2 separate regions of the Homo sapiens genome follow, and region 2 is linked to region 1. Evidence: read pairs that join two places in POLR2A ChIA-PET (ENCODE). Cell type or tissue: GM12878. All regions are shown on one strand. Links, peaks and the distances in the headings refer to the core of each region. The heading gives the core; the rest is flanking DNA.

What was found. ChIA-PET counts read pairs that join two places held together with the same protein. Peaks named below come from ENCODE experiments on the same cell type or tissue, not always from the same donor. Only the 100,000 strongest peaks of a DNase experiment are listed, where the experiment ranks them.
Region 2: POLR2A ChIA-PET joins it to region 1 with 5 read pairs; 2 of 35 experiments call an interaction of 5 or more read pairs at or near these places.

Annotation. Positions count from the first base shown.
Region 1 is chr15:100,162,515-100,178,461 of GRCh38, forward strand. The region is part of intron 8 of ADAMTS17 (ADAM metallopeptidase with thrombospondin type 1 motif 17); the gene reads right to left. Among named protein-coding and RNA genes, the nearest start is that of ADAMTS17, 170 kb to the right of the region's middle. In GM12878, for the core only: a CTCF peak has its summit at 7,851; a DNase peak (open chromatin) is centred at 7,987; H3K27ac peaks cover 1,013 bases.
Region 2 is chr15:99,811,374-99,827,320 of GRCh38, forward strand. It overlaps the pseudogene LOC400464. Among named protein-coding and RNA genes, the nearest start is that of LYSMD4, 86 kb to the left of the region's middle. In GM12878, for the core only: no CTCF peak of the experiment used is centred there; no DNase peak of the experiment used is centred there.

The DNA of each region.
Region 1 (15,947 bases), core at 5,329-10,328:
TATATGCACATATACACATTATATGTGTATATATATGCACATATACACATTATATGTGTATATATATGCACATATACACATTATATGTGTATATATATGCACATATACACATTATATGTGTATATATATGCACATATACACATTATATGTGTATATATATGCACATATACACATTATATGTGTATATATATGCACATATACACATTATATGTGTATATATATGCACATATACACATTATATATAGGCACATATACACATATATATACATATGCACATATACACAGTATATATGCACACATACACATTATATATATGTGTATAACTATATATAGTTATATATCTGTGTATATATATAACTATATGTATATATATGTGTATATAGAACTATATATGTATATGTGTATATATATAACTATATATGTATATATTTGTGTATATATATAACTATATATGTATATATATGTGTATATATAACTATATATGTATATATGTGTATATATAACTATATATGTATATATATGTGTATATATAACTATATATGTATATATATGTGTATACATATAACTATATAGTTCTATATAGTTCTCTATAGGTATATAGGACAGGTATATACCTACACTTACACGTACGTACATATATACACACATACATCTCCATACATTTACAAGATTCACATCAAGTAGGCTTTTAACTTTTACCAAAAATTCAACTTATTGAGACAGATAAAGAGAGACAGAGAGAATGAAGCACGGGAGATTCTGTCCCCTATTCCAGTCAGCAAGCGTGTGTTTGCTTGTGCACACTGACACCCTGAGAGTGTGTGAGATAAAGCCATGTATCCACCCTTCTCTTGGGGTTTCTTGCTGCAAGCACCACCCCATGCTGAGGGTGACTCTGGTGCTTCATGATCCACATTTTTTTTTATACAACATGGGCAGGAGGTGTGGAGTCTTAATATTTGAAATCTAAATTTTATAATTTTAATTAATAGACAGGGTCTCACTCTATCACCCAAGCTGGAGTGCAGTGGCATGATCACAGTTCACTGCAGCCTCAAACTCCTGGCCTCAAGTGATCCTCCTGTCTCAGCTTCCCAAGTAGCTGGGATTACAGGTGCACGCCACCACGCTTGGCTAGTGAAGTTTAAATTCTATCTGATGCTCTAAGAAATGGCTGCTGTTTCCAACAGTGGCAGGAAATCTGGGTATGAAGGATGTAGACAGACACAGTTGAATATGGTAGCTCCTAGGAAGTTTTCAAAGATCATTTGGACCATTCTATTTTCACCTTTCACCCTTACTTTAGACTCTCGCTCTGTCAAGGTGCAGTGCACTGGGCCACTACCACTTTGTCTGAGCATTTCACTTATTTTACCAGTGTGTCTTCACAGCCTCCAGATGTAACAGGGATAGAAGCGGCCATCATCTCCCCTATTCTTGCTGAGCACCTTTGAAGGCTGTAAGAGTAGAGTGATTTGCTCAAGTCATGCAGAAGAGCAGAATCTGCACTCCTAGCTGGCCTTCTTTCTCTGAAACCATCTTTCCCAGACAAGTTAACAGTATCAGGCACCAGGCGCTAGCTGCTTAGTCTCCCGTATTCAGCACACCCTCCTCCACCCCTGCACTCCAGGGACACGTGCATACACAGTGGCCAGCTCAAAGTCCCAGCCAGCCTCCAATGTCCTGATGGCTTTGATGAGAAGGTGTCAGCAGCCAGGGAGGATGATACAAAGTACTCCTTCCCATCTAGAAGCATCCCTGGCTTTGCAGTCAGACCAACCTAGAAGAAAATGTCAGCTCTGCCTCTTGAGAAAGAAACATACCTCTGAGCCTTAGTTTCCTCATCTATGACTAAACAGGGATAATAATACTGAATGTCATTCATTCATTCATTCAACAAGTATTTGTTGAACGCCTTCTGCATGCCAGATCCTGTTCTAGGCACTGAGAATACAGAGTTTACATTCTCTAAGGGAATAGGGGTCAGGGTCACATGCGAAAACAGCCACCAAAGTGCCTGGCAGTAGTAGGCACAGTGGAGAAGAATGGCCTTGCTTCTGCTAAGCACACACATTCGCTTGAGCAAAGCAAGTTGCAGCCCCTCGAGCTGAAAACTCAGGTGCTCTCAGAGAGCTGTGGCCTAAGGAGGGAAGTCATACTATAAGGCAGGTGGACTGGCGGGGAAAGGAAAAGTTCCCACCCCACTTCAACGCCTTTATTCCCGTTCTTTCTCTGCAATGAGCTAAGAGAACAACACGTCTGTTCTAGCAGATGTGGTTTAGGGACTGTGGTAAGACTCCTGGAGTAAAGCTTAAGTCTTAGAGGCCCACTGTTCTTGGTAAGTGGCTACCCCCATCCAGGACTGCAGATGCCCTCAGGACACCTCTGAAGGACAATCACTAATGACCACTCATCTATACCATGTGTTGCTCTCCATAGGAAGGGGATGAAGATGGTGGCCTAGGGCACAGCCTCCCATTCTTTTTGGCTCCCAACAGTAGATCTAGGTTTGAATGCGGCAGGTCACACTCCTCCTTGCTTCAGAGTGTATGCAGTAGCCTGGACTTGGTAAAAGCTCAAGGGACATTGGACTATAGGGCTGAAGCTCCTGCCATCTCTGTGAAATGCTGTTTTCTGGTCCTAATAGATTCCATGGGCTCACCAGCTCCTGCCACTCTGATCTTGCTCCCACTTGACAAAGACAGTCCTTAGGGAGTGAGCTGGTCTCACCTTTCTCCACTCCATCAGCTCTCAGAGCACAGCTGGACACAGGACTGGGATCAATCAATGGCTTGACATGAAAGCAGCATATGAGCACCTAGGTCTATGTAATGCACCATCAGCACATAGGACAGAGGATACCCACAGCGTGCCTCCCCCCAATGCCTCCTGGGCATGCCATGGCTTCATGATAGGATGGTCCCAATATGAACACGCAATGACACAGGCTCCCAAATGAGTGGCACCTGCTTGGGAGGCTCCCATTCTCCTTCCCACAATGTCCTCACTGCTTAGAGCATCCAAAAATGCATCTAGAGCCAATGCAGGCAAACGGCCTTATGACTTGAATAGACTCTGAGTTAAAGATTTGAAATATTTCACAGAAAAGAAACCCATGAAGTTATGTTAGTTTCTGACCTGAGAAACCATTCTACTGTGAGGGGCTGTGCTAAAGCTGATTCCAGTTAGAAATTGTGAAGATGTTTAGAATGATGCCATAATGATGGAATAAGAATATAGCCTCCCCAGGTGATATGAGGGAACAAAGCCAGTTCAGGTGAAAAGGCTGTAGGATGTTAAGAAGAACCTCTGCCCCCCCTCAGGACAAATAGAGGGAGTAGAAGCAATGAACCAATTCTTTTTCCTTTCTCTCTTTTTTGTTTTTTTTTCCAGAATGGCCTTGGGTATTTTGAGAATTTTATTCTTCCCTATGATTTTAGCTTGTCAAATTCTATAAAAAGTCATTCTAATTTGAGATTGCACTGAATACACTGATTACTTTGGGGAGAAATCACATCATTAGAAGTTTGAGTCTTGCCATCTTAGGACATAGGGCACCTCTTCATTTTGCCAGGCTTTTTTTGAATGACCTTGGCAAATGTTTTTAGTTTGCATCATGACGGTCTTACATTTCCTATTAGCATCATTCTTGGGTATTTCATATCTTTGGTTGAAACCGTGAATAAGATCTGCTTTTTATTCTATTGTAATGATTGCTTGTACTTAGGAAAACTACAGATTGCTGCATGTTGGTCTTATGATACAATACCATGATGAACATCTACTGCTTCCAATGGCTTTTCAGATGATTCTTTTACAATATACAGGCAATTCTCATTTTGCTTCATCCTTTTCTATATTCCTTATTTCTTGCCTTATGAAATTGAACAGGACTTCTAAAATAATATTAAATATCAGTTACAACATGGGCACCTTTGCCCTGTTCCCATATCGACTGGAAATGCTACTAATGTTTGCACACTGAATACATTTGCTCCAGATTACTCATAGGTAGGTAACCCTGATGAGGTTAAGGAAGGTTTCTTGTAAATAATCATTTGTAAAGCCTTCCTTGCTGCTACAGTGCAATAGTCCAAGGAGAAAGAGATCATGGTTAAAGACCTGACAATAATTATTATGGGGATGTTAAGCAAGGTTCCTAAACTCCTGGGCTTGTTTTCCTAGCTGAGAGATGAGGGGCATGAACCAGGTGGCTATTCAAAGGTTTCCAATCTAGAAGGGAATAACTTCATGATTCTTGATCTAGAAGGCTGGGCACAATTTAAGGCGTAGTTGTTCTTCATTCTTTCAAGAGTAGATTTTGCACCATCTTGCACCAGGCATTTTGCAGAGCACCAGGCCCATAGCAGTGAGTGACACACAGCCTCTGCAGGAAGCCCATGGCCTGGTGGGGATCACAGAGAAATCAGCAGGCTATTGGTATGTAGCCTAGGCCAGTGCTGTTCAATAAAACTTTCTGCGATGACGGGAAAGTCTCTATGTGGGCTGCCTGATATTGTGGCCACTGGCCACGTGTGGCTACTAAGAGTTTGAAATGTGCTAGTGTGACCGAGGAACTAATTTTTAATTAAGAGAAATTTAAATAGGCACAAGTGACTAACTGCTAGCACCCAGACCACACAAGCCTAAGTGAGAACCTGATTGGCTAACTTGAGGTGGGAGCCCTGGATATCACCTCATTGGATATCATCATAGCATATCTTTGCCCACAAATTACTCACAGATACTTGGAGAAATAACCCAATCTCATAACACAGCTGGAGAACAATTAGTGGCCAGGTGTAGACATCAGGAGCTGAAAGCGTGGGCATTCAGAAAAGGGAGCCCTTTGCCTGTTATCACGTACTGACTCTTCACGTGATCTTAATTTACACCCAGTTTACCCTCCCAGATGGTCGTGCGGATGCCGTCATCCGTGAAAACCCTCCCAATTCCAGGGCTGCTGTGGATTTCTTAGACTTGAAGAGTCAGAACCAAAAGCTCTTTGCATCCAAGTGAAGGAGAAACCACCGGGCTGCACTGTGTGCTGTGGACAGTGACAGGATGCTGGAGAGCAAATGTGACCTCAAGCAGGAAGGGGGACCCCCGAGGCACCTTCCTATGGATGGCATGCAGTGTAATTAAACCTGGGATCTTCTCAGTTTCTAATGAATTTAGTCAAAGAATGTGCTTTCATCTGCTACAAAAGCGCGTATGGCGAAATTCAATGCGGCAGAGCAAGGGAGATAATTATGGGAAAAGGTCTTGTGAGGCTCTCCTTAGGTTTTTAGAGGACGATAATTTATGCAGAAAACCTAATTTTTACTTAGGAAGACAAATTTATGAAAGCACTGAGCTCTTTTGAAACTACCCATGCACGTGATGAATGTCACAGGGCCCGAGCTGCTCTCCCTTCTGGGGCCTGCTCTGGCCCAGGACACAGAAATGCTCCTGGCAAAAAAACCCAGATGACCTGCCAGAAAGTGGCGAAGCCGTGTAAACCTCCCACTCTAAACACCGCAGGACGAACAAGGCGGGTACGTGTTGGCTTTCTGGGACTCCTGTTCCCCCTTCAAGTCTGCGGCGGGCCTTCCTCAGGCCCCACTGTATCTGTTAGAGGCAGGTGTGCAGACAGGGAGGGCTCCGAGGATGCAGCTCATGGCTCCATTCACCTCTCCTGGTCTGCCAAGGGTGCACTGCGAATGACGGGAGGAACCACCTCCTGGATTTTGGTTTCAGGGTGGCTCTATCAGAAGACCACGTGCACGGCTTATTAAGCAAGAACACAGCAGAGCTGAAGAGTACAAAGTGCTTCTCTTTAGAGAAATGTACTCCCAAGGCTCTGCCAAGGAAAGACTGCTGGAGCAGAGCGCTGTCAGTTATCATGGAACTTTGTTGAAGGAAACAGGGCGATTTGGTGAGAATAAGAATATGCTTTCTGCTTCTGAGCCTAGAGAGTAATTCATCTAATGGTGCTGCAGACACAGGGCTGGGACAGGGCAGGAAATGGAAAGATGGCTAAAAGCTCCTGAAGATGAAAACCCCAGGCTAACAGTCAACCCTCCAGGTGTCGAGGAGGAACTTGCTGCTAACAGTGCGTAGCAAAAATCATGTGTACGTGGAGAGCAATTCCTCAGTTTTAGGGAAGTCTACAGCCACTCCAAGTCTTCAGTATCTGTTTCTTGCGGAGTGCTACAAGGCAAGCACATCAGAAGGTCAAGGCAAATCTCCCCACTCAATGCATCCTCTGGGGTCTGCAACCCCAAGCTCTGCGGGTTGGGGGATGTGATTCTTTCCCTTCCCATCCCCAGCCCCGCAACAATGTCCTGCACCCAGGCTGTCTGCTCCTACCCTCCCGTTGATGTCCCTGATTCAGAGGACCCTCCCCTTGCCCCCCAGGTGCTTTGTATTTTAACATCATCTGCCTTAGCACATTCCCCGGAGGGGCGACTATAATGGCAGATGTGTTGGGCATCGTGGTGGCCAGCGCGGTGGTGGTGGGGGCAGGCACGGTAAAACTGACGGTGTATCACCACTGTGGGCTGTGTTCATCATATTCCCTTAGAGGTGGGGATTCATACACTCCTGGTCTGTGAAGGTTGCTACTCATTCAGGTCAGAGCCTCGGGAAGCCCAAGGCATTCAGAGAACCTGAACAGATACCCTAAATTTCTTCCATTCATGCTCTTATCCATCCACCAGCACAGCTTCCACTGCCCAACACATGCCAGGTATGACGCTAAGCACTTGTGTGTGCACATGGAACATGCCCCTGAGGTACAGGCAAAGGTGGAGCCACCCCTCAACACAGATGCTAAATGGGATGCTGAGAGTGGGAACAATATTGACAGAGCAGAGAAAGGAAAATACTCTACAAGGGGCACTCATGCCCACCAAGTGGGGAGTACCTGGGAAAGAGAACTGTTTTCAATGTGAAAATCACTACTCATTACATATATCATCTCATGAATTATTATTATTCCACTTCACAGATGAGGGAACTGAGGCCAGGAGAAGTTGGGAAGCTTGCCTGAGGTAACTGGCCAAGCACAGCTTGAGCCCGGGCAGCCCATGCATTGAACCTCCATACACGGTGCAGTCACTGAGGATGCAATTGCCCCCACACTCAATCGAGAGCAAAGAACCGGCACCTGCTAAGCTGTGCGGAAGTGGCCACGTGGAGGCTGGGAGCCCTCAGGTACTGTGAACTGCATGCTCGAAACCAGCAGGAAAATCCCTCTTGGGGTTAGAGGTGGAAAGCCGGGGGCATCTGGTCACGGGGCACTGGGACTCGCCTGCAACACAGCGTGGATGTGGCTTTGGGGAGAACAGGTGTTGAGAAGCAGCTAAAATCTTGGACCAGCTTGAAGCAATGACACCTCTGTTCTCCGGGGCCACTCCCGGGGGCACTCAGTGTTCCAGGGCATTCAGGAGGCGGGGTTCAGGGTTGGTTCCCTTCTTCCCGGACACCTCCTAGTCTCTTATCATAAGTACAGGTCCGAGACATTACCTGTGCCTACCCTCTGACTTTCCCACATACACCCGAGGCTAGAAGAGGAAGCGTGATGTGACTGGCACCATGAGATGTTACGTGGGCACCAAGTCCACATGGGCTTGGGAACGATGGCGGGGGGCATGGGGTGGGGGTAGAGAACTTTGAATTCTTTGTGACATTCATCCGTCCTCCCCTTTTAGTTACCTTAAACTTTTGTACATTAAAAACATATTGCCAGGAGACTGCTGCAGAATGGTAACTCCTTTCACAGTTGAGATACAGGCCTTAAAGAGCTGCAGGGTTTGAGACTTAAAGGGACCTTGTAGCTCCCTCATCTGAACCTATGTGGAAACTGAAGTCCAGAGAGAAGCAACCTGCCCACGGCCTCACAGCCAGCCGCGGAAAGTCCCTCAGCACGCAGGGACTCCTAAATGCTGGGCTGAAATCAGCCTTCTGGCCTACCTCAAAGTTTCTACCTTTGCATAATCCAGCCACAGAAACTTGAAAAGATACATCAAATTGGGAACCATTGAAAGTCCCTTCGCGGATTTCAAGATGAAATTTGGTTTGTTCTGGTAAACCTCACAGTCAGCTCTCAAAACAACATCTTTTAAAAGTGTTTATTCAGAGGAAATGCTCTAGGTCAATTGGTTTTCTATCAGCCTGTTTTTCTCCCACAAAGAAACAAAAGAACAGCAAGTACTTTTGTTTCCCTTTTAAACTGCTTATATCCCTGCACTAGACAAGATTTTTCCAATTCCACCTACACTTAGCAACTTGGATTCCTTGGAAGCTGAGATTGAATAAGCTTTCTACTGACAATTTTGACTGGCAGATTTCTCAGGGAGGGTTTACCTCAGCCAATAGCAGGAGAAGGCCTGGCTGGTGGCACCCGTTACTTTATTGAGTCACTAAAATAAGTACATGGTAGAAATTCAAAGGCTATCAAGGGTTGTGAGATGAAAATTGAGCCCATCCCCCACACCAGCTTCCTAGGTGCCTGCTGCCCCCCTTAGGGGCAGCCTCTGTCACTGGTTCTCCTAGGGGAAGCCATTTTAATGGGCAGTAGGAACCAGCCCCCAGCACTTCCTATACCCTTCAAAGGCCAGTTGGAGGAGGGGATTAGCCCACCTGCAGGAGGGGCTGCAGTTGAGAGAGCCTGCTGCCTCCAAAGTTCAAAGACCTCCCAGGGATGTCCGATGGGACAGATGCTCTGGGCAGCAGACAGTGCAAGGACAGACTGCTTCCTGCTCCTAATGGCCTTACCCCCTTCCTTCCTTCCTTCTTTAAGACCCAAATGCCATGAGGGGCTTTATGGCCTCATTATTTGGACGGCTGCCTTTCCACCCTGCCCAGGAGGCTGGGGTGGGAGCAGGGGCAGGAGTGCATCCTCCTCCATCCCACCTCGCAGGGCTATGAAATGCATGTCACAGGTTAGGGGGGCCTGAGGGAGCTGTCACTCAAGTGACACAAACCCTGACCCCTGCACGCTCCCACAACATCCCTGTACCCCAGTGCCTTTGCTCATGCCTTTGCCCCCATCTGGATGCCACTGTCCTCTGGCGGGCCCAGCTTGCAGGTCCCATCCTTCCTGCAGCAGCCCCAGTCCTCGCCAGCAGACAGCATCCCTCCAGCTGAGCTCCTGAGCACCCCAGTGGCCTTTCAAGGTCTTTGGAGAACCCCCAAAAGCAGGACTGGTCATGTTTCTCTACACCTCAATGGCCCAGAACCTCCCGGCAGCCTGGCTCAGTGCTCACCACATGGAAGGGGCTGGTAAATGTTCATAAATGAATGGAACCAACGGACCCAACAAAATAAAAACAGCTTCTCTGCTGCTAAGAACTTCTTTTAAAAGGTCTTAACCCCGTGGAACTATGGCCTCTCTGCCTGTGTTACTTAAGTGGCTGGGAGTGCCTGAGAGCACCCAGTCAGCACAGAATCCCCTTATCATCCCTCTCTGAAAAGCACATAAGAAATCAGAGGCAAGCAGACCCACTTCCCCCAGCAACAATGTAGACACTAATCCCTTCCAGGCTCTCAGACCATTCATGTTCTGCCTGAGGTAACTTAACACTAGGGAGACAGGACAGAATTTCAGAGGCAAAGTCTAGAACCTTAATACCAGGAAGGATCCAGCTCAATTTCCGCAAAGCATTGGTTCCCAAGTGTGGCTGCACAGTGGAATCCCCTGGAGAATACTAGAAAACACTGGTGCCTGGCTCCCTCAATCACAGGCTCTGATTTCATTGGGATGAGGCATGACCTGGGCATGTGGATTTTTTTAGAGGTTCCAGGTGATTCTCATGTCTATTGTTGGATGCAGTGAATTCTAAATTTTTCTTCAAAGAATCAGTACGTTAATATGTTCAGTTCTTTGTCCTCCATTTTAAAGTTTAACTTCCTCATAGTTTCAGTAAACAAAATTTTCCACCAGTTTTAATCAGTAGTTCACATCTGTTCCCCTGGTCACCTGCCCCATCCTGACTCATCCTGGTCACCTGCTCCATCCTGACTCACCTCTGGTCACCTCCTCTGTCCTGATTCATCCCAGTCACCTGCTCTGACCTAAGTCACCTTTAGTTACCTGTTCCTAACCATCCTTCCCACCAAACTATTCACCCCACCACTCTGGCTTAGACCCCTGCTCTCTTTAAAATAGCCAATCGGAATTAGCTTAGACTGTGCGGTCCCACCCTAGCCAATACGGGAACAACACAGCAGTAGGGGCTACCTGCATTAGGAATAAGATCCCGCACCCCTCCCTTGTTCTGGTGTGCTCTCACCATTGTTCCAACTGCGAGGAGCACCCTTTCTGCAGACAGTAAATTTGCCTTGCTGAGAAAACTTTTTGTCTGAATGCTAATTTTTCCTTGAGGTACCGAGGAACAAGTATTTCTAACAAAGGAACAAGCATTCTGTTTCCAACATCTATCAAAGTTTGAGAGCCATTGCTGCAGTGTAGAAGAGTGCTTCTCAAACTTCTGTGCACATTAGAATCTCCTGGAAGGCTTGGGAAAACTAAGCCCAAGCGGTCTAAGGGGTGGGGTGGGGAGATGGATGAGGATTTTCACACTTCTATTTAGTTCCAAGTGACGCTGATGCTGCTGGTCCACAACTGGTGAGGAACTCTTGCACTATTTTAACCCAGTACTCCATTTTTCTAAGATAGTTTAATTATTTTTTTTCTTTTCTTTTCTCTTTCCTCTTTTCCCCCACTCCCTACTTAGCTTTTTAGAAATGCAATTACAGTCTTTTACCTCCTCTTCACCAGACACTCCCTACAGGGCAAGTTCATCTATGTGCTTAGAAGCTCCAGAGCAGAACTCTCATCCACCAGGAGGTTGCCTTGAGAGAGAACAGTCGATTTACAACCCAAAGTATGCCTGCTAGAGTTTCTGGACACCCTCACAAACTATTTCTGCCCATGAGGACCCCAAGTCAACCACCTGGTAGACAAGGCACCAAGATAGCTTGCCAACCCCCACCTGCTCACTTACCTCCTCTCCTGCCTTTTAAAAGTGCTCACTTTCTGCTCCAAAAGGGAAGCAATACCCTTAAGGCAGGAAGCCTGTCCTTCCTCCACTAAGCTGAACTTTGGAATAAAAAGTCGCTTTCTTTATGCCAGACCTCTCTCTTATTCACTGGACTCTGCAAGTGGCAAGCTACTGAGCCTATGTCTCGATTACACTGTAAGCATCCCACTGTGGCTATTACTGCTGGCTGCATGTGAGCATCACTTGGGAAACTTTTAACACACCAATATCTGCGGCCCACCTCAGACCAAACACCAATATCAGGGGCCCACCTCAGACCAAGTAAACCAGGCTCTTTGGAGTACAGGCCAGGCATCTGAATTTTACAGGGACTCCCAGGTGAGTCTAGTGTACCACTGAGGCCAAACATCACCACTAGAAACAGGCTGTCTGTGAATAGCTCAGGCAGGACCAGAGCCGCAGCTTTCTCCTACTCTGAGCTGAGATCCACCTTCACACATCTTCCAGGCACAGTCCCCTACCTGCCTTACTGGAAAACACAGATCAAGCCCCCTCTTTACAATGTGACAGAGCTCTTGGTCCCATTTAAGCTTCTCTCCTTTTTCCCACAAAGTCCAGGGAGAAGCCGAGTTGATAACCAATGGCAACAATTCACAGACTTCTTAGCTAGGCAACACAACATTCAGGATAATCATTTCTTGGTTAAAGTCAACATTCTCACTGTTATTTCTGCTCAGATTCCCAATTTTGGGTGAGACAGAGGAGGGCAATAGTGTTGGCAGATTCTGGACACAACTAAAATACAAGGCCCCAATGTTTCATCTAGATAGTCTGCCCTGACAGGGAATATTCTAAGGAACAAAGTTCAGGAACTGTAATCACACTGCTGCTAGGTTACTAAACCCTAGTTTGTGCGACTCTGTACCAAGTATCCTGGGTATTGTACAGATTCACTGTTTTTCTAACACCAAGGGCTCGTTTTTGAAATTTCCATGCAGTTTCATCTTTGGGAGTATTGTTACTAGTATTTCGTTTACTTTTTAAATATACTTTTGAGGCTCTTCTAAAGCAATACTTTTTTACCTTAAACAAATATTCACTTCTCCTAGTATAAATTATAGCTTCTTGCAGTAATCACTGCTGCTCAACCGGCATTCATTTCACAGGATAAAAATATATTCTTTTGGCTGTCTTAATGACTGTGTACACAACTTGTCCTCAAACCCTCTCTGGATTTTGGCTCAAAGCAACGTTCATGTTAGGAGGATGGAATGTGGTTTCAAGCAAGGCACTGAAAGGATTGCATGAACGACAGTAGATATTTTTACTAGCAGCAACTTTGTAGTTGATAATGGGTCGTTAAGACAGGAAAAGGGGCTCTTTCCACAAAATCTCATCTGAAATGTAAAAGGAAAAGGTGTTCCATACAAAAAAGCCTCCCAGTGTCAATAAAGGGTGGTACCAGCAGGTTCCATGCCTCCCAGAATATGCAGCCCTGGGCAGAAAGCATCAGGGAAAAGAAGAAGCACCCACCTTCCAGCATCTCCCAGTCCTGCCCGCCAACTCACCCTCCCCTCGCAGCCTACTGCAACCCAGCTTTGAAGGGATTCGATCTCACATTTGGAGTGAAACAAGAATCAGAAAAAGCAAGGGTACTCAGCTGTTCCAGTTCCTATGCCTTTTTAAAAAAGTAACTCTGATATTGCCTTTTATTTAAATGTCTGCTTTCAACTTGTGTTTATGGAAGAAATTAGTGCCAAATTTGGCAACCAACAGAGCAGAGACTAATTGGTCTGGAACAGCAGCTGTCCAAGGAACAGCCTTCTGTCCTTATCCTTGGTCACCCGGCATGGCCTAAGGATTTTCCTTCTGCTTCAGGTAGGAGGTCGGCATGATTTCACCGGACTGAGGCAGTAGAGCGCTCATGCATCTACAAACGTCGTATGCCCCCCAGTCCCATGTTAAGGCCTTCAAGAGAATCCTAATTCTTTAGGAAAAGAAAACCAACATTTCAACTCTTAATGCATAAAGGGAGCCTGAACAGCAGCTGACTTCTAGGTGAAGGAATGCACCCCAGGGCGTGATGGAGACTCTGACCTCAGAGGTGAATTTATGTGGCTTGGTCATCTGTACTCTTTCTGGTCCCCTTTTGTCTCTTGGTTCTCAGTCCTAGGAGACCACCAGCTCGTTCTCAGCCTTCCTCAAATCTCACCCTTCCTCAAATCTCACCAGTGTCAACTCCAGCTTGTGGTGACCTCATTGTCTGTGTGAACGGTGCCCCCGAGAGTGCAACGGAGCCTGCCTGCTTGTTGCTTGGCAAGATTCCACGTCTTTCCTCTCTTCCACACCCTCCAGTCCCAAGGCAGATTCATCATTCTCAATGTCACAGGCATGTAAACATTTATTTTTGGCAGCCAAGTCTTTTCTTTTTAGGACATAAGAAATAATGAAATTATGAAACTTGGCAGCCGAAACAAGATAGGGGACCAACCCCTAGACCATGGCCTGCCCCGTGATCTGTCTTCCAGGCCCTGCTGCCCAGGCCACAGGCGCAAACTCCCTCATGAGGTGGATGGTAAAAGAATGAGGAAGGTCTGCATTTCTATGCTTTCAGAACCACCGGTCAGTGGCCAACCACTCTCCAATGGGAAAGGAGGCCTAACGACAGCAGTGAAGAAAGAAGAGTGGTTATTACTGACGGTGAGATGGGATGATGAATGCATGGTGCTTCAAACAGTACATGGCACAGAGGAAGGGCTCTATCAGTGCTGCTTTAACGAGGAGGAGGAAGATGACATTTATGACAACTGCTCACATTAAGGAGCACAGGTTCTCAAACTAGGCTACGTGTTGGAGTCGCCTAAGGAGTTAAAAAAAAATACAGATGCCTAAATCCCACCTGCAGAAATCATGACTTAATTGGTACGAAGTGTGACCCGGACATCTGGATTTTTTAAAGATGCTCAAGGCATTTTATCTTTTCTCTGTATAGCTATGGAAAGGAAAAACACAGGTAGGTTGCATGCACCCTTCCCCCAGCCTCCCACAATGGTAACATTTTGGATAACTACAGTATATCAAAATCAGGATTCTGACATTGGGTACGATCCACAAAACTTGTTCTGATTAAACCACTTATACATGCGTTCATTCATATGTGTAGAGCTCTATGCAATTATATCACGTGTGTATCTTTGTGTAACCACCACAATCAAGAAACTTAACTGTATCATCACCACAAGACTACCCTTTTATGACCATAACCACCGTCCTCCCTATCCTTCAAACCCTGGCCACCACTAGTCTGCTCTCCATCTCAATAACTGTTATTTCACAAATGTTATATAAATGGAACCATGCATTATGTATGCTTTTGAAACTAGCTTTTTAAAATTTGGTGTAATTTCCTTGAGGTTCATCCACATTGCTGTGTGTGCCCATAATTCATTCATTTTTATTGCTAGGTGGTATTGCATGATATGACTGTACCACAGATTAACTGCTCACCCATTGGAGCACATTTAGGTAGTTTCAAGTTTTGAGCTATTAAGAAGAATAGAGTTGTTATGAATATTCATGTGCAAGTTTTTGCATGAAAATGACTTTCCAATTCTCTGGGATAAATGCACAACAGTGCAATTGCTGGGCCATACGTTAAGTTTTAAAAGGAACTTTTCCAGAGCGGCTGTACCATTTTACGCGTGCCTTTCTAATTTCTTGAAGTAGGAACTTAGCAATTATTCATTCGCAATCTTTCGTCTTTTCTAATGTAAGCACTTAACAGCTATACATTCCCTCTCAGCACTGCTCTAGCTATATCCCACAAATTTTGATAAAATGGGTTTTCATTTTCATTCCGTTCTATGTATTTTTTATTTCCAATGAAGTTTCTTCTCTTATGGTTTATCCAGAAATGTGTTATTTAATTTTCAAGTGTTCGGAGATTTTCCTGTTGTCTTTTTGTTATTGATTTTCAGTTTGATTCCATTATAAGGTCAGAGAATATACCTTACACGATCTCAATTCTTTTAAACTTGTTACAGTTTGCTTTGTGCCTCAGGATATAGTCTATAATGCTGAATGTTCCATGACAGCTTGAAAAGAATGTGTATTTTGCTGTTGTTGGATGAAGTGTTCTATAAATGTCCGTCGGATCCTGTTGGTTGATGTTTGGTTCTATATCCTTGCTAATTTTCTGTCTAATATTTTTATCAATTGCTGAGAGGGAGGTTTTGAAAATAGCCTTTTAAAATTGTGGATTCATCTAGCTATAATTGTGGATTCATCTACTTTTTCTCTCAGGTTAGTTTTTGTTTCATGTATTTTGAATCTCTTTATTTTGGTACATATACGTTAAAGGTTGTTGTATCTTTTCTGGTGGGTTGACCTTTTTATCATTATACAATGTCCCTCTTTGCCCCAGTCATCAATCTTCTTTCCTCTGAAGTCTACTTTTTCTGATATTAATATAGCGATTCCTGTTTTTTTCCCACAATGAATGTTTTCATGATGTATTTTTTCAATTTTTAAAATTTTACATTCAATCTACCTATGTCATTATGTTTGAAATGAGTTTCTTTCAGGGAGCAGATAGTTAGGTCACATTTTTAAATCCATTCTGCCAGTGTTTGTCTTTTAGCTGAAGTATTTTTTTAGATCATTGAAAGCAATTACTGACATGTTAGGGATTAAGTGTGCCATTTTATTATTTGTTTTGTTTCTTTTGTTTCTTTTTTCTAGACATCCTGTGGGTTACTTGAACATCAATTAGAGTTTGATTTTGATTTATTCATGATTTTAAAAATATCACTCTGTATAGTTCTCTTAGTGGTTCTTCTAGGTATTGCCATATACACACATCACAGCCAACTGGTGTTGACATTTCACCACTCTGAGTTAAGCAGAGAAATGTGACATTTATTTAGATCCTCATACCCTCCCCATAATGCACTGCCTTAA
Region 2 (15,947 bases), core at 4,987-9,986, 350 kb before region 1:
GTTTGGTAAGAATGTTAGAAAGTGTGCAATAAAATGGGCAGTCTCACAGTCATGGCACAAAGTATAATTATCTTTGACTTTCTAGAAAGCAGTTTGGCTTTCTAGAAACTTGCCTAACCTCTCCGCATTTAGGCAAGATGAATTCTGACTACCCCAAGGTGGCCAACCTTGTCCCTGTGATTCCAGATCTCCCAGAAAGAGAGGTTTAGTCTCAGGGAAAACCCACATTTTCTTGGCTTAGCCCACCTTGACAGCTAATCACTGGAAATCGGGTGGGCTGGTCAGATTTTGTGTCAAGAGAGGGAGGTGGAAAGATGGGAGGGAGGTAGCAAAACCGGCCTCAGTGGAACTCTGTAAGTTAATATGGAATGGCAAAGGGATGTTTCTTCCAAGGAAGAAGTTCTAGGGAAGGAAGGTAAGTGGAGGGGAAGGCAGCAGTTCTCAAAGTTTTGGAATCAGGACTCCTTTATACTCTTAAAAATATATTGAGGGCCCAAGGAGCTTTGGTTTATGTAGGTTATATCTATTGGTATTTATCACTAGAAATTAAATCAGAAATATTTAAACTATTCTTTAAAAGCTCATCACATATTGTTATAAATGCTTTTATGAAAACATTTCTAAACCCAAAGTAGCACAGTCTTACGTTTTTTGCAAATTTCTTTGATGTTTGGTATGTCGTTTTCATCTGCATTCAATTTATTGTGTGATATTTGCTTGAAAAAATGTGAACAATGTCCAATCTCATACAGATAGCCATTTTAGATTATTGTGGAGATATATATATATATATATATATAAAATAATATATATATATTTTTTAGATGGGGTCTTGCTCTGTTGCCCAGGCTGGAATGCAGTGGTGTAATCACAGCTCACTGCAGTCTCAGTCTCTGGGGACTCAGGTGATTCTCCCACCTCAGCCTCCAGAGTAGTTGGGACTACAGGTGTGTATCACCACACCTGGCTAATTTTTTCTATCTTTTTATAGAGACAAGGTTTTGCCATGTTGCCTAGGCTTCTTTTTTGATACTCCATCAAAACTTGGTTTTTCTTGAACTTTGGATCTTTTACCCTTGCATGATATTATAACATCGTGCATTGGTCATTTAGAAAATAATGGTTCACCAAGATCTTCTACGTGTTGATACATTTGATTATATAATATCAAAATACATTCATCAATATCACCATCAATCTCATCAGAATACTTTTGGAAAGCTATGGTGTATATAAGTTTTCTAAAATTCTAATTTTTTGTTCAAAAGCTTGAATTTTATTATTGAATTTTATTATGGCCTGTCTGTTGTTTTTCTTGAATTGACAAAATCTCATTTTTTGAGAAAATGTCTCCCAAAAACCCAAGTTGAAATAACATTGTTTGTCAGTCATCCTTTCAAGTAAAAATGGTATTCCATTAAAGTGGTTAATTCACTTCACAACTTAGTCACATGAGGGTTTTTTCTCAGGCAGTCTGTAGAAATGCTCATGTGTACTTCCAATTTCATCACTTGAAATATTAAAAAGATATATTCAAGGATGAAGATGTAGTACAATTTTCACTGCTTCATCATAGACATTCTTTTTATTTTCCAACAGGGCCTTCTTCTGTCACCCATGCTGGAGTGCAGTAGCATGATCACAGCTCACGGTAGCCTCCACCTTCTGGGCTCAATCCTCCTACCTCAGCCTTCCAAGTAGCTGGGACTACAGGTATGCAACCACCATGTCCAGCTAAATTTTGTACTTTTTGTAGAGATGGAGTTTCACCATGTTGGCCAGACTGGTCTCAAACTCCTGACCTCAAGTGATCCACCTGCCTCGGCTTCCCAAAGTGCTGGGGTCACAGGCGTGAGACACCATGCCCAGCCTGCCCTTCCTTTTTAAACCTTTCCTGTGCATAGTGAAGAATACCATGACTAGTTTGGTGTTACTGCCTTTGTTTGTGCTGAAGTACCAGCATTTTTACCCACTATTGTATTTGCACCGTTACAGCAAATGTCACCATGTTAGTATTCACGTTAAAATAGTTTGGACCTGGGCGTCTGAGGGCCCCACTTTGGGAACCGTTGAAATAGGTACTTAAACCTACTATATATCATATCTTGTCATCTACAAGATTTTTAAAAACATGATTTCAGTTAATTTTTTTTGTAATTTTTACAATATGGTTTTGAGGGGTTTCAGTCCAGAGCAACAACATGTATTTTATTTAGCTTATGCTGAAGTTTACTAGATAAATACTAACCTAATAGAATGAGGTCCTAAATCTTTTTTTGCAGTTTCTTTAGCCAAAAAAAAAAAAAAACCCAAAACTAAAAGCATAAAAATGGTCCATAGGGTGTATTCCCAATGTATGCTGAAGAATTTGAAGAAGAAAATGCAATACTCAGTAAGTGGTGTTCTTTATGAATAGGATTAATTCTGAAGAGTTTCTTTTAGCCTGTGAAGGGATTTGGGACATAGTAAGAGAGGAATGAGAAGAATGAGAATAGTAAAATAAACCATTATTGAAGAGATATACTGTTAATGATGTCCTCCTTCCATACAACTTGTTTTTTTCTTTTTTTTTTTTTGAGACAAAGTCTTGCTCTGTCACCAGGCTGGAGTGCAGTGGTGCAGTCTCAGCTCACTGCAACCTCCGCCTCCCTGGTTCAAGCCATTCCCCTGCGTCAGCCTCCTGAGTAGCTGGGACTACAGGCTCGTGCCACCATGCCCGGCTAATTTTTATATTTTATTTTAGTAGAGACAGGGTTTCACCATGTTGGCCAGGGTGGTCTCAATCTCCTGACCTCGTGATCCACCCACCCTGGCCTCCCAAAGTGCTGGGATTATAGGCGTGAGCCACCGTGCCCGGCCAACTTGTTTTTCTTAAAAGAACCTTTAGTAAATATTTGGCTTCTGTGGCTTCAGGTATAATTCAGATTACTGTTTTCAAAGCAGTGTTTCCTAAAGTTGTTTGTGCGAAATTGTTTTTGTGACTTGAATCTAGTTGTTCTGAAGCTAATATATAATAATAATGGCTTCCCCCCAATTTATAATAGCAAACAGTACAAAGTAACAGACTATTAGATGAGGGATGGAAGGAGAAGGACAAGGGTTGAAAAAGTATTGCATGCTATGTTCACCATCTGGTTAATCGATACATTTGTACTCCAAATCTGAGCATCAAGCAGTATCCCATATGCAGTAACAAACCTGCATATGTACCCACTAAATCTAAAATAGATTCTGAAAAAAAAGTTCATCCATATCAGCAATAATTGAATTGAAGGTGTAAAACTGTAATAAAAATTCAGACACTACAAAGTATCTTGTAGTTAAGCTACAAAAAAAAAACCCTAAAACCATCTATATAGAAAATTTTAGGAATTGATCTTAAAGGAAATCCAAATAAGTAGAAAATTATCATGTTCATGAATGTGATAACTTAATATTAAATTACATTATTTTTCCAATAAATCTAATATGATCATTGATTTTAATAAAATATTTGATTCTAAAACGTGCATAGAATATTTTTAATAAATAACTTGATTAATTTTTAAAAATGCAGAGGGTTGGACTTGCCTTATCAGACATTGGAACTTATTACAAATATATGGGGAAAAATGTGGTAACTGGTGAAGTTTTAGTTTCCATTAAGAAATACTGGATATGGCCGGGTGCGGTGGCTCATGCCTGTAATCCCAGCACTTTGGGAGGCTGAGGAGGGCAGATCATCTGAGGTTAGGAGTTCAAGACCAGCCCTGCCAACATGGCGAAAGCCCCTCTCTATTAAAAAAAAAAAAAAAAAAAAAATTAGCCAGGCGTGGTGGCGGGTGCCTACAATCCTAGCTACTCAGGAGGCTGAGGCAGGGAGAATCACTTGAACCTGGGAGGTGGAGGTTGCAGTGAGCTGAGATTGCACCACTACACTCCAGCATGGGTGACAGAGTGAGACTGTGTCTCAAAAAAAAAAAAAAGTGCTGGATCTCAGCGGCAATGGAAAGGGAAAGGAAAGTTACTGATGGCAACATATTACTAATGGTAAATAAGCACATGAAAAGATGCTCAATATCATATGTCATTAGAAAATTGCAAACTCAAACAATGAGATGCCACTGCATAGCTATTATAATGGCCAAAATCCAAAATACCAACACTACTGAGAGCTGGTAAAAACAATGAGCAGAAATAACTTACTCATTGCTAGTGGGGATGCGAAATGGAACATCCACTTTGGAAGACAGCTTAGCAGTTTCTTATGAAACAAAGCACACTCTTAGCCTATGATTCCATAATTGTGCTCCTTGGTATTTGCCAAATGAGTTGAAAACTTATGCCCACATAAAACATGCACACAAATGTTTGTAGCAGTGTTATTCATAATTACCAAAACAAACAACCAAGATACCTTTCAACAGGCAAATGGACCAATACTCTATGGTGTAGCCATACAATGGAATATTAATCAGTTCTGTATAGAAAAAGAGCTATCAAGCCACAAAAAGGCATGGAAGAACCTTAAATGCATATTACTGAGTGAAAGAAGCCAATATGAAAGCCTACACACTATGTGGTTTCAAGTATATGACATTTTGAAAAAGGCAAAACTGTGGAGACGGTAAAAAGATCAGTCATTTCCAGGGGTTCCTGGGGAGGAAAGAAAGGAGGAATAACTAGGTAGAGCCCAGGGGATTTTTAAGGCAGTGAAACTATTATTCTGTGTAACATTGTCATGGTGGGTACATCTTATTACACCCTGTTAAAATCCATAAAATGGACACCACAAAGAGTGAACCCTAATATAATTATGAACTTTAGATAAAAATAATTTATCAACATTGGCTTATCACTTGTAACAAATGTAACATGCTAATGTTAAAAATACCATAAGATGTTAAAAATAGGAGAAATGGGGGTGGGGTGAGAGAGTCTATGGACACGCACTTTAATTTTCACTAATACCGTCTGTAAACCTAAAACAGCTCAAAAAGTAATGTCTATTAATTTATATATATATATAATATATATGTGGTTATTGCAATGTCTTATTGCAATTAATACACAGTGAGAGATTGTGTCTAAGAACTCACATGGTCTTTAATTTGAATAACAACATTGAAATACTATATTAGCGTATTTATAAATTAAGAAAAAGTAAATTTTTCATATATGAATTGTTTGTAACACTTTATTGAAATAACACCCACATCAATCCTCATCAGTTCTGATGCCCACATAATAATTAAAAGCCTCCAGCAGGTCCAATTTCATTCATTCCTAGAACCAATGAGTTTCACTCTAGCAGGCCATGAGTAGCAGTTCTTCAACTGACAATGATATCTAGAAAGGGAAAGGTATGTTCTATTTCTTTGTGACTAGTGTCCTAAGTCATGGAGACAGAATCATGGGCTTGGAAGTAACATCATCTTCCAGGCTGCTGTGTAACTCACATTCCCAAGGAACAGACTGTCTGGGAAACCCTTTGGTCTCCATCCTTGGGATTTCTTCTTCTCCTCTACATTTGGTTTCTCTTTCTCTCTTTTTCTAAGTCATTTTTTCTTTTTCCGACCAATGATGTTTGTCCTTTTGTCCTAGGACTGGATCTCATTTATCTTTCTGGGAATAGCGCCATCTCTAAAGACTCCAAGTTAACCCACTTCATAGCTAATCATTCCAGTCTAGACACTAAATATTGCAGTGTCAGTCAACATTCCCAGGGCCAGATCTTACCTCACACCTCAGGGTCATAACTCTCTTGACTACATTGGGTTCTGTCCTACTTTTCTCATTCTTGGCCATGTGTATTTTGTCCTATCCTGGGAACAAGGAGAGGAGGCAAGAGCTTTCTCTTGCATTTCCATGTTAACCTTACTACCACATTCTTCCCAGAAAGCCAGGAAATACAATGCCAATGTTTTCCATTCAGTTTATATTTCATGTATAATTAACTTTTGTGTTGAACATGAATAAACTGAAAATTTCTTGAAATAGAAACAATTTGATAGAATTTTGTGGGTACAGTACATACAATCCATGTCCAATAAATTACTGACATCTAAACTTGTTATAGATCTTTTGTTCCATCATGTACTAATTCAGTAATTCTATTGCAATAAAACTAACATTTGTTTGTTATAATTTGTTCTCGGTAAGCCTTTTTCTGTGTTTTGCTTGTGGTTCCATTAGCTTCTAGATGAGCGCTTTTGTATATCTAATTTAGAAGCTTTACATTAAGAACAGTAAGAGAAAATCCTTTAAACTGTATTTCCACTTAAAGTAAGATTATAATAACATATGCTCCACCACATATAGATGTTCACAAAACATAAGCAAGTATGAATATTTTTTCATAACCACTTATGAAGAAATAGCAGGGCTCCTATTACATGTACTGTAACGAATGATAAAGTCATAAACACATACTATGCAAAGTAGCAATAGGCAAATCAGAGAGAGAGAGAGAAAGAGAGCACAATGTTGCTTCCAGAAGACACTGAATTTATTGCTACCACTGAAGAAATTTTTGGAAAGGATGAAGCTTTTTGCTAACGTATACGATAACAACAGCAAAAGGAATAGGACCTGGAATCTTCAGTTGAATCAGTCTATTTATAATCTCGTGTAAGAGGTAGAGAGAAAACATAGGTCATTGCTTTCTCATCATTCATTAATTCACTCACTCATTCAAAACACAAATAGATGCATGCTCTGCTAGACACTGTAGATACAAATGGTTACAACAATCTCTCAAGTTTCTCAAAGCCAGTGGGGGAAATAGGCATATAAACAACAAATATCATGCACTGTCATATTGGACACTTGAAGACTGCCTATTGGACTGTGGGACTACAATATAAGATACTGTCAATTTGTCCTAAGAAGGTCACTCACGGGGGAGTGAAAACTGAATTCCGCCACAAAGGAATAGTCAAATTTTCCAGGCCAGTAGGGAAAATGCTATTCCAGATGGCAGGAACATTGTGAGCAAAGTTAAGGATCAAGGAAAAAATATAAGTATGAAGAGATGAAAGTAGAGGCACGTTGTTCAGTACAAGGGTGGAGTATTTGGTGGAGAGAAATGAGAATTAGGGAGAGACAGACAGGGTCAGATAAAAAATGGTCATGGTCCACATAAAACTAAAGAGTTTAGAATTTATCATGAGACAAATAGGTGTCATTCAAAGATATTATAAGGTACAACATGATGAGATTTGCACTTCAGAACCGCAGCCCTGATAGTGGTTTAGAGGCTGGATTACAGGTGGGGATGGAGGAGCTGTGGTGGAGGCCAGGGTAGGAGAGAAAGGAGTGTGAGGAGTGGTGGGGTGAGTGGGGTGGGGATGGATTTCCTAAAAAGGTGATAGAGGAAGAGAGATTGGGTTGGGACATTCAGAGGTGAGAACAGAAGGAAAAAAAAAAAAAACAGATCTAAAAGGAAAGAGAAGTGATAGGCCTGTGTACCAGTTTGAATAACAATACTACAACTGTTTATCGAGAGCTCATGATGTACCAAACATGATATTTTAATCCTCACTACAATTAATTTTGTAAATTTTTTTATTTTTACTTTTATCAGTTGATATTCAGAGGAGTTAAATCGCTTACTGAAGGCCATGCCAATTTTAAGTGAAGGGATGAGGTTAAAACTAAATGCTACTAGATACAGAGCTGATGTCCTCTCAACTACATTCTTTGGCCCTCTTAACTGGATCAGCAACAGGGGAGAGGGCGGAGACTAGAATAGCTCTTCACAGTTCTCTGGATCTGCTTGGATACTGTCCAGTTTGGAGGAAGAAGATGAATTAAATGGAGATATCTGAGGGATATTCAGGTGCAAAAGATAAATACGCAGTTGGATACATGGGTCTGAAGAAGGTTCCTGGTGACACTGGTTGGTAGATAGACTGAGAGCTGAAATTCACCTGCAGTAATTGTTACTCTGTGTCTTCCTGTTGAATTTATGAGTCAGATCAATATATATTTTCCTCTACCTTTTAAAGTTAGAATTTACAATACCTACCTAATAGTTACTTCCTGCAGAGTAAAAATATTTTGTATTAGTTTTTCATTGGTTGTATTATTTATTAATGATATCCTCAACAAATATGTGTTCATTAACCATTGGGTGCATTGTGCAAATTACACCACACTATTTGATGGAAAGAATGAGGTCTCTTCTTGCTAAATAGTTCTAGTCATCTCCCTTTTATAGTTTCCTTTACTTTGTCTTTAGAGCAATTTATTTTTCTATTCATTATTCATCTTATTACATGTTCTTTTTGGTTCACTTTCTCTAATCCTGTTTTGCAGGAGAAATATTATAAATAAAAACATCTGTATATAACTATAAAGCTTACACTCTCATAGCTCGCACAGAGTTTTTGCAAAAGCAAAAAGATAAAACTTTAGCTCTTTGTAGGTATGATTTTTGAGTTGAGATGGCAGGAAAATTTAGTGAGATTTTGATATAAGAGTAACAAAAGGGAGCCTCTAGGGACAAAGCAGATAATACATTGAGAGTGAACAGAAATTATTTCTCAGCCTGGCTCTGCCATGGCAGTTCTTGTCCCTTCCCTATAATTAATTATTTTCTGGTTTAACTGAGAAAACATGAGACAATCTCAAATTTCCTCAGAGCTAGATTACAATATTCCATTTTATCAGCCCTAGAACAACATGAACAGAAGCTTTAGTGGTAGTGTTATAGTCTATGCTGAGGTTTGTTAGCAGTGCATCATTACCTAAGAGATCGCTGCTTAGTTCAGCCAGTTAACTGGAGCTCACCAAAATGTTCTGCTCTTGAAAGAGAAAGCGGGGGAGAAAGGGTGGGCAGAGAGAGAGAGCAAGACAGAGCTCCTTCACAGAGCAATTCATGTAAATGCATTGTCCAATGGCCCTGAGATCCATTAATTAAATTAATTAGACTTCATAGCATTTGCTGATGAAACATGATGAAAAAAGTTGGAAGAGAATAGGAAACACATACACTGCAGCATCTGGTTTTGCCAGAGTTGGGCCCTTGAGAATTATTAAGTGATAGTTTGACATAATTCAGAATTAATAAAATCTGTCTGCCCCCTGAAAGTGTGCATTTTCATAATTTAAGTAATGCATGCTAATTAGCTTAGATCAAAATGTGAGCTCCATTGTTGCCTACAAGTTAGCATGACTTCATGACTGGTGATATAATAGTATCATCACCCCAGGGAAGGATATTTCTGTGAAATTAAGTAGTATAGTTCTATCTGAAAAATCCTGCTAATAAATACAGGCCTTATTTTGATATTTTGGAATTTTATAGGGAATTAAATACAATACAATAATGCATCCTACTGAGGTCAGACAGCTGAGAAAAACAGGTCAGTCAAATCCTCATTCCTGTGAAATTTACCAGTGGGCTTTTAAAATGGCCAAACGTTAAAGTATCTAGCATGATGCTTGAAATATAATCTGTGGAAATACACTAAACTAAAATGATCTTGTCCAGTCTCATGGTTTCAAATACTAGCCCCATGCTAACGATCAAATTTTGTATGCATTCAAAACTCCTGAACTCAGATTTAGATATCTAACATCCCGACTGGTTTCTTCACCTTACTGTTTCCCATGCCAAACTTCTTTCTTTTCTTAATCCATTTCCCCCACCTTTTCCATTATATTAAACGTAATTAAATAGGGATGTTTGGCTGAGGCTATGAAATTTGACTCACATCACATGCCAAATTCATCACCAAATCCTGTCAACTCTACTTTAAAAATATTTTCAAAGTATGACCACCTCTTACTACTACCACTCTAGTTCAAATCATCCTAGCTCTTTCCTAGGTGACTGCAGTAACATCTCACTACCTAGATCTACCCTTTGTCCTATAGTCAATTCTTATCTCAGCAGACAGCAGACTATTAAAGCTGTGAACCATATCAGCCTCCATTTCAAGTGCCTTCAGTGGCTTCCATTTCACCTCCAGCAAAATGGAAATCTCCACAATGACATCTAAGACTCTCCATGGTTGGTCCCCCTTCTTGCCTTACAACTAAAAACTCTTCTACCATTTCCACTGTATTTACTCTGCTGTAGCAGGGAGACCTATTTGCTGTCCCTTAAGTAAAGCAGTCTTTCTCCTCTGGTCTTTGCATTTGCTGGTCCTGTTACTGGGAGTGTTCTTTTTCCCATCCACTTGATGACTTCCCTCATCTCCTTCAAGTCTTTGTTGGAATGTTCTTACACAGTGAGGACTTCCCTGGCCACCATATTTAAAACAGAATCTTCAGTCCCATGTCCAGCACTCTTTATGCACCTTCCCTGTTTTATAATAGTTTGAGAAAATGAGTAAGTGTTTTGGGGACACAGTACTTACTATCACCTGATATAATTAGGCATAAAACTGTATTTCTGAATTATTTTCTTTCTTATGTATTTGTTTGCCTCCTGTCATAACTAAGCATTTAGTGAAGATTGTCTATTTTATCCACAATGGTATTCCTAATTCCTTAAAAAGTGTTTGGTATAAAACAAACATACATTGAACATTTGCTGAATAAAAGAATTATATGTAAAATTATGGTCAGGCATTATTTGAGGGGAAAACTCTTAGTCTCTAAACAAATTTATTTGGATACCTGGTAAATTATACTATAATTAATTTGGGAAATAAACTTGTTCCTCTTATGTCAATTGAGGAAAGCTTTGGCAGGAGCATTCTGCTTCATCTCCAAGTCTTTTTCTTCAAAGCCTATTGTTATTTTTTTCAAATCTGACCACCCTATGAGACCCACCCAGCTGAAGATTAGCTGGGATGCCCAGTTCCTGTTCTCACTGTGGGGTGCCCGATTTTCTGGGCAATCTGTGAGTAGATAAAGCAATGGGATGGGGTGAGGTTACAGGCATCAGCCCATTCTAAGCTTTGCTCTTCAACACATACTGTCCTCCTGAGCCAGAATGCAGACCGTGGCTACTTTTGCCCCTGCATGTCTGTTCTGATTCCTTTCTTCACATGTGATGCCTCACTATTCTTCTGCTTTTAATATGGAGCTTCATTCTCTAAGCTAAAAGGCCAAGCACAGATTCACCTGCCAATGAAGCTCTTTAAATTATCTCTTCTTTCTCAGGACTCACTGGCTGTAAAGTCCATGGAGCAAAAACAGAATTTGCTACTTTTCATTGACATTGTTGTAGTTGAGTTGTGTTTAACTAATTTGTTAAATGAACTGACACTGTACATTCTCCCTATAAAATAACAGTGTGTTTTCTATTATGTCTATTGCCTCAACTTAGCATTATGTTAACTTATTTACAAGCCAGTTTATTTAGGTTGTATTCAAGTTAGTCTTTGGTGACATAAATAAAATCAGTGATGTGGTCATAATGGAGTGGTGCTATTTATGTAAAAATATGTTGGGTCTTGAAAAGATTAGAAAAAGCTAAGTTGATTAATGTGAGGGCTAAGCAATGTAAAAATTTTAAGAAAAAATTATAAAATTAGAATAATAACAATTTTAATAAGCTAAAAGGTTTTTGCACTTCTGTTACTTTAAATTTTTGTTCTACTTTAAACAAATAAAAATTTGGAATTCTAATTGACTTGTTATGATAATAATTTATACAAAGAAGACAATGTATAGAAACTCCAGTTAATAAAGTGATAATCAAAGGGTCCTGGGCTTATATCAAAATATTGGCCAATTAATTTACATTTGTGGTTTTTTTTTAACCCTGTGATCCTCCTCCTTAACTCATTTTTTAGATTAACTATCAAAAAACTGGTCTCAATTATATTTGAATAGAAGGTTTCTACTGTATTGTTCTCTAACTTGACCATGTTCGGTACCCTTAATTAAAATATATAATTCTTTAGTAGTTTTCATAGATGTTTTCTTTCTAACTGGTTATATGAAAGCTACCCAAATAATGGGCAGGTTGAATAGTCGTGGGGTAGGCTCAATGTTGATCTGTGGAATGCTACCATAGGTATCCACAAACCTAAGACACAAAAACGCACCCTTAGAATTATTATCTGCTTATCAGTAGAACTGTGACTGAACCTGAGGCTTGCCCGACTCCGTACTTCTTGGTGTTATTCACAGCACCACAGCCTAATCTTGCTTGTTTCTTTATTTGAAGAAATCTTGAAAAAGAATTGCATTCTTTGATTTTTCTAGTTAATTAAAAATTTCACCTGAATCAGCAATATCTTACTGTGATGGCAATTGCATCTTCTAAAAAAGCACAGTGGAGATATATTTGGAATAAATATATCCAGATATTTAAGTAGTACATTCTCAAATATCGGAGTAGTATATTCTACGAATTATGTCTGCAGGCTTAGAAATAACCTTCATATAATGTTAATAAAAACCAAACTAAGTAGCTATTCAAAGTATACTCACGGCATTGGACATTTGGGGGTAATTTTCACCAACCAACAATGTCTGTATTAGTATCTTTATATGATGGTATTGTTATTTCTATAGTCTTGGTCAACAAAATTTACTCATGTTTGATATAATTTCCACATACCCATAGCATGTCTTTGGAAGTAATGCAGTGCTTGAAATTTAAGGAAAAAATATCTGGTTAGGATTCCAAAATATAAACTATTAAATAAAATAGTGCTATTTACTTTTAAGATGAGGACAGTATTTTGATGGTACAGATTATTTCATCATCCAGGTATTGAGTCTAGCACCCATTAGTTATTTTTCCTGATGATCTCCCATCTCCCTGTCTCCACTCTCTGAAAGTCCCCAGTGTGTGTTGTTCCCCTCTATGCGTCCATGTGAGTTCTCATCATTTAGCTCCTACTTATAAGTGAGAACATGTGGTGTTTGGTTTTCTGTTCCTGTGTTAGTTTGCTAAGGATAATGGCCTCTAGCTCCGTCCATGTCCCTGCAAAAGACATGATCTCTGTTCTTTTTCATGGCTTCATAGTATTCCATGGTGTATATGTACCACATTTTCTTGATCCAGTGTGTCACTGATCGCCATTTTGGTTGGTTCTATGTCTTTGCTATTGTGAATAGTGCTGCAGTGAACATATGCATGCATGTGTCTTTATAATAGAATGATTTATATTCCTTTGAGTATATACCCAGTAATGGGATTGCTGGGTCAAATGCTATTTCTGTCTTTAGGTTTTTGAAGAATTGCCACACTGTCTTCCACAATGGATGAACTAATTTACACTCCCACCAACAGTGTATAAGCATTCCTTTTTCTTCACAACTTTGCCAGCATCTGTTATTTTTTTGACTTTTTAGTAATAGCCATTCTGCCTGGTGTAAGATTGCATCTCATTGTGGTCTTGATTTGTATTTCTCTAATTATCATGAATAGACAGTTTTGAAAATTTTACAATCTTATGAAGACAAATTAATACAGAATTTTCTGAGCTAGGGTGTAAACGGCTTTTCTGGGGCAAGATTATAGAGATTAAGAAAATGAGGTAGGGAGAAATTGAGCTACATTATTGTCAAGTTTAGCTTGCTGGGAGTTAAAACAAAACAAAAAAACAAAACTGAAGTCTTGGACTTATTAATAACTATTCCTGGCTTCCTTCCCTCTGCTAAACATGGATTGTCAGATTTCTCTCTGTGAGTTGTCCTCATCCACTACTAGAGTCAGTCCCTGCACTGTATTCCCTGGCAATGATTTTGCAATGAGTTTCATTCAGGTTCTTAACACTTTAGGATAATGTGAACGTTCTCCTTTAGCTTCTCTCTGCTTCCAATGTCTTCCATTTCTATCTTCCCTGCACACAGAACAGTTTATTTATCTTTCTTAAATACGGCAACTACTCTCAATTGTCTAGAGGATAAAGCACAACACTTTTAAACTTTACCCAACTAGCCTAGAAAAAAATTTCTCATATTTGTTATCTCACAGATACTAGAATATATTGATTTATACCTACTTCTTTTTCCCACACAAATTAGCCCACTATGAATAACCTCCACAGTCTCTTTTTTGTTGTTGTTGTTATCTATCTGAATTCTGCCCATTTAAGGTAAACTGATGTCTACAATTACTCCTGCTCAAGTACTTCTAGAGCCTTCTAACATCTGGTATCCAATTCCGTCTTTAAAGTACCTACCTACTACCATGGTTTCAGTTTTCTTGACTGTATCCTAACAGAAAAAGTAGTACAAAGGGATCACAAATGCAGAATAAAAGCTAGAAACATAGAATGATTAATACTCACAAATTTTAGAGGAATGGATGGATAGTTTCATTGTAATTGAAAGTGCGGAGGATTTCTAAGAATTAGTAGACTTTAAAGCATTATTTCAGTGAATCCGTGGCTGAGCACCTACTCTAATCTGCCATCAGCCATAACGAGAAAAGGAGAATAAACCACGGATTACAAGGCCTTCCCTTCAAGGCTGGTCTTGTTTATTTCTGAATGTCTTCACAGAGAACTCAGTTCTAATTTTGCAGAGTTTTATGTTACATGCATAGGACAGAAAATAGTGACTAGGGAAGCTCTGAGATTTCTAGCATGCCTGTTGAATAAATAATACTATTTTTTCAACTTTCTTACTGCTTTCATCTTAGGATCTACAGCACTCTAAAATACTAGTCAAACTTCAGAATACTCCTGTACTAAGCTTATGGGTGATCTTTTTCTGAGATTTACTAAGGGGAAAATTTGATGGATCGCAGGCTGCCAAGCAAGTTCCCTGGAAGATGCAGATCAGACCAAGGAGCAGCCTTTTTGCCACAACAGGTAGTCATGTTACTGCTTCAGGACTGCAAGATGGAATAGATGAAAATGTGTTCATGTAGGTGGCCTTAAGAATGTCACACAGAATTTGAAAAGTGAGAGCTTATCCTTAGAAAAAGAAAAAGGCTAAAGGCTGGTAGACATAAGAGATAGGACTGGAGACTTGGAGAACAGGCTGATATCTTCTTAAATGCTGGGCAGACTTTAAAAAAAATTCTGTGGTCTGTTTTTGCTAACTAGACCCTATATACTCTTCTTAGTAACATCCTTACATGGAAATAACCATCTTTGTGCCATTAGTTCAGTCTCAGATGGAAAGAATGAGAAATCATCTAAATAGAGATGCAGAAAAGATTTAGCAGGATGAAAAGAACTGAACAGCACCGAGAGATGGGTGATATATAGTTCTGGAATCATACATTCAAAACACAAGCTGGTGAGACATTTAGAGAAAACACTTTGCATGCACTTGTCTTCAGCCCTCTAGCCCACGAATCAAAGCAGTGTTTCAGGACAACCAAGGGTTCTTTGAATCATCTCTCGTATTCCTGTGGGACTTCCCTAGTCTTTGGATCCCTCACATTGCTCACTGCTCTGTGTCTCAAGCCTCGTCTCCTTGACATCCATATGGATTAGCTTTCTGGCTGCCAGTTTAGCACCATTTCCTTGATTCTGAGAACTTTACACATAGGTATCCTGCCATTTACATTCCACATGGCTCCTCACACATGCGTACAACATCCATCAATTCATTTCTTTATAAATCTGAAATTCAGTGAGTTCCAACCATATGCTAAGGACTGTGCTAGGTGCTGGATATCAGTAGTGAGCAACACACTGATTTTTAGGAGTTTATGTGTTAAGAGGAGAGGGACTAAAATATTAAAAATTATTTAAACAAAAAGTATTTGTATAAACGTCATGTAGAAAAACATAGAATGTTTGATGGCAAATAAAACTCCTTATCTAGGGCTTCAGGTGCATTGTCCCAGAGGTGTCACCTCTAGACTAAGACCTATGGCTATTGAATTTGAAGGGACATGGGGCGGAATAGAGTGGCGAGGACTCCTGGGTAGGTGCCTTTTGTGAAATTCTGAGTTAGGAAGGATCTGTTCTCTTTGAGGAATGAGTGTAGGCTAATGCCACTGGAGCAGATTAAGCATGAGGGAGGAAGGCTTCGTCTTGCTCTCCAAGAGGACAAATGCCTGGGTAGCAGAAAGGAAAATGAAGGAAAGGAAA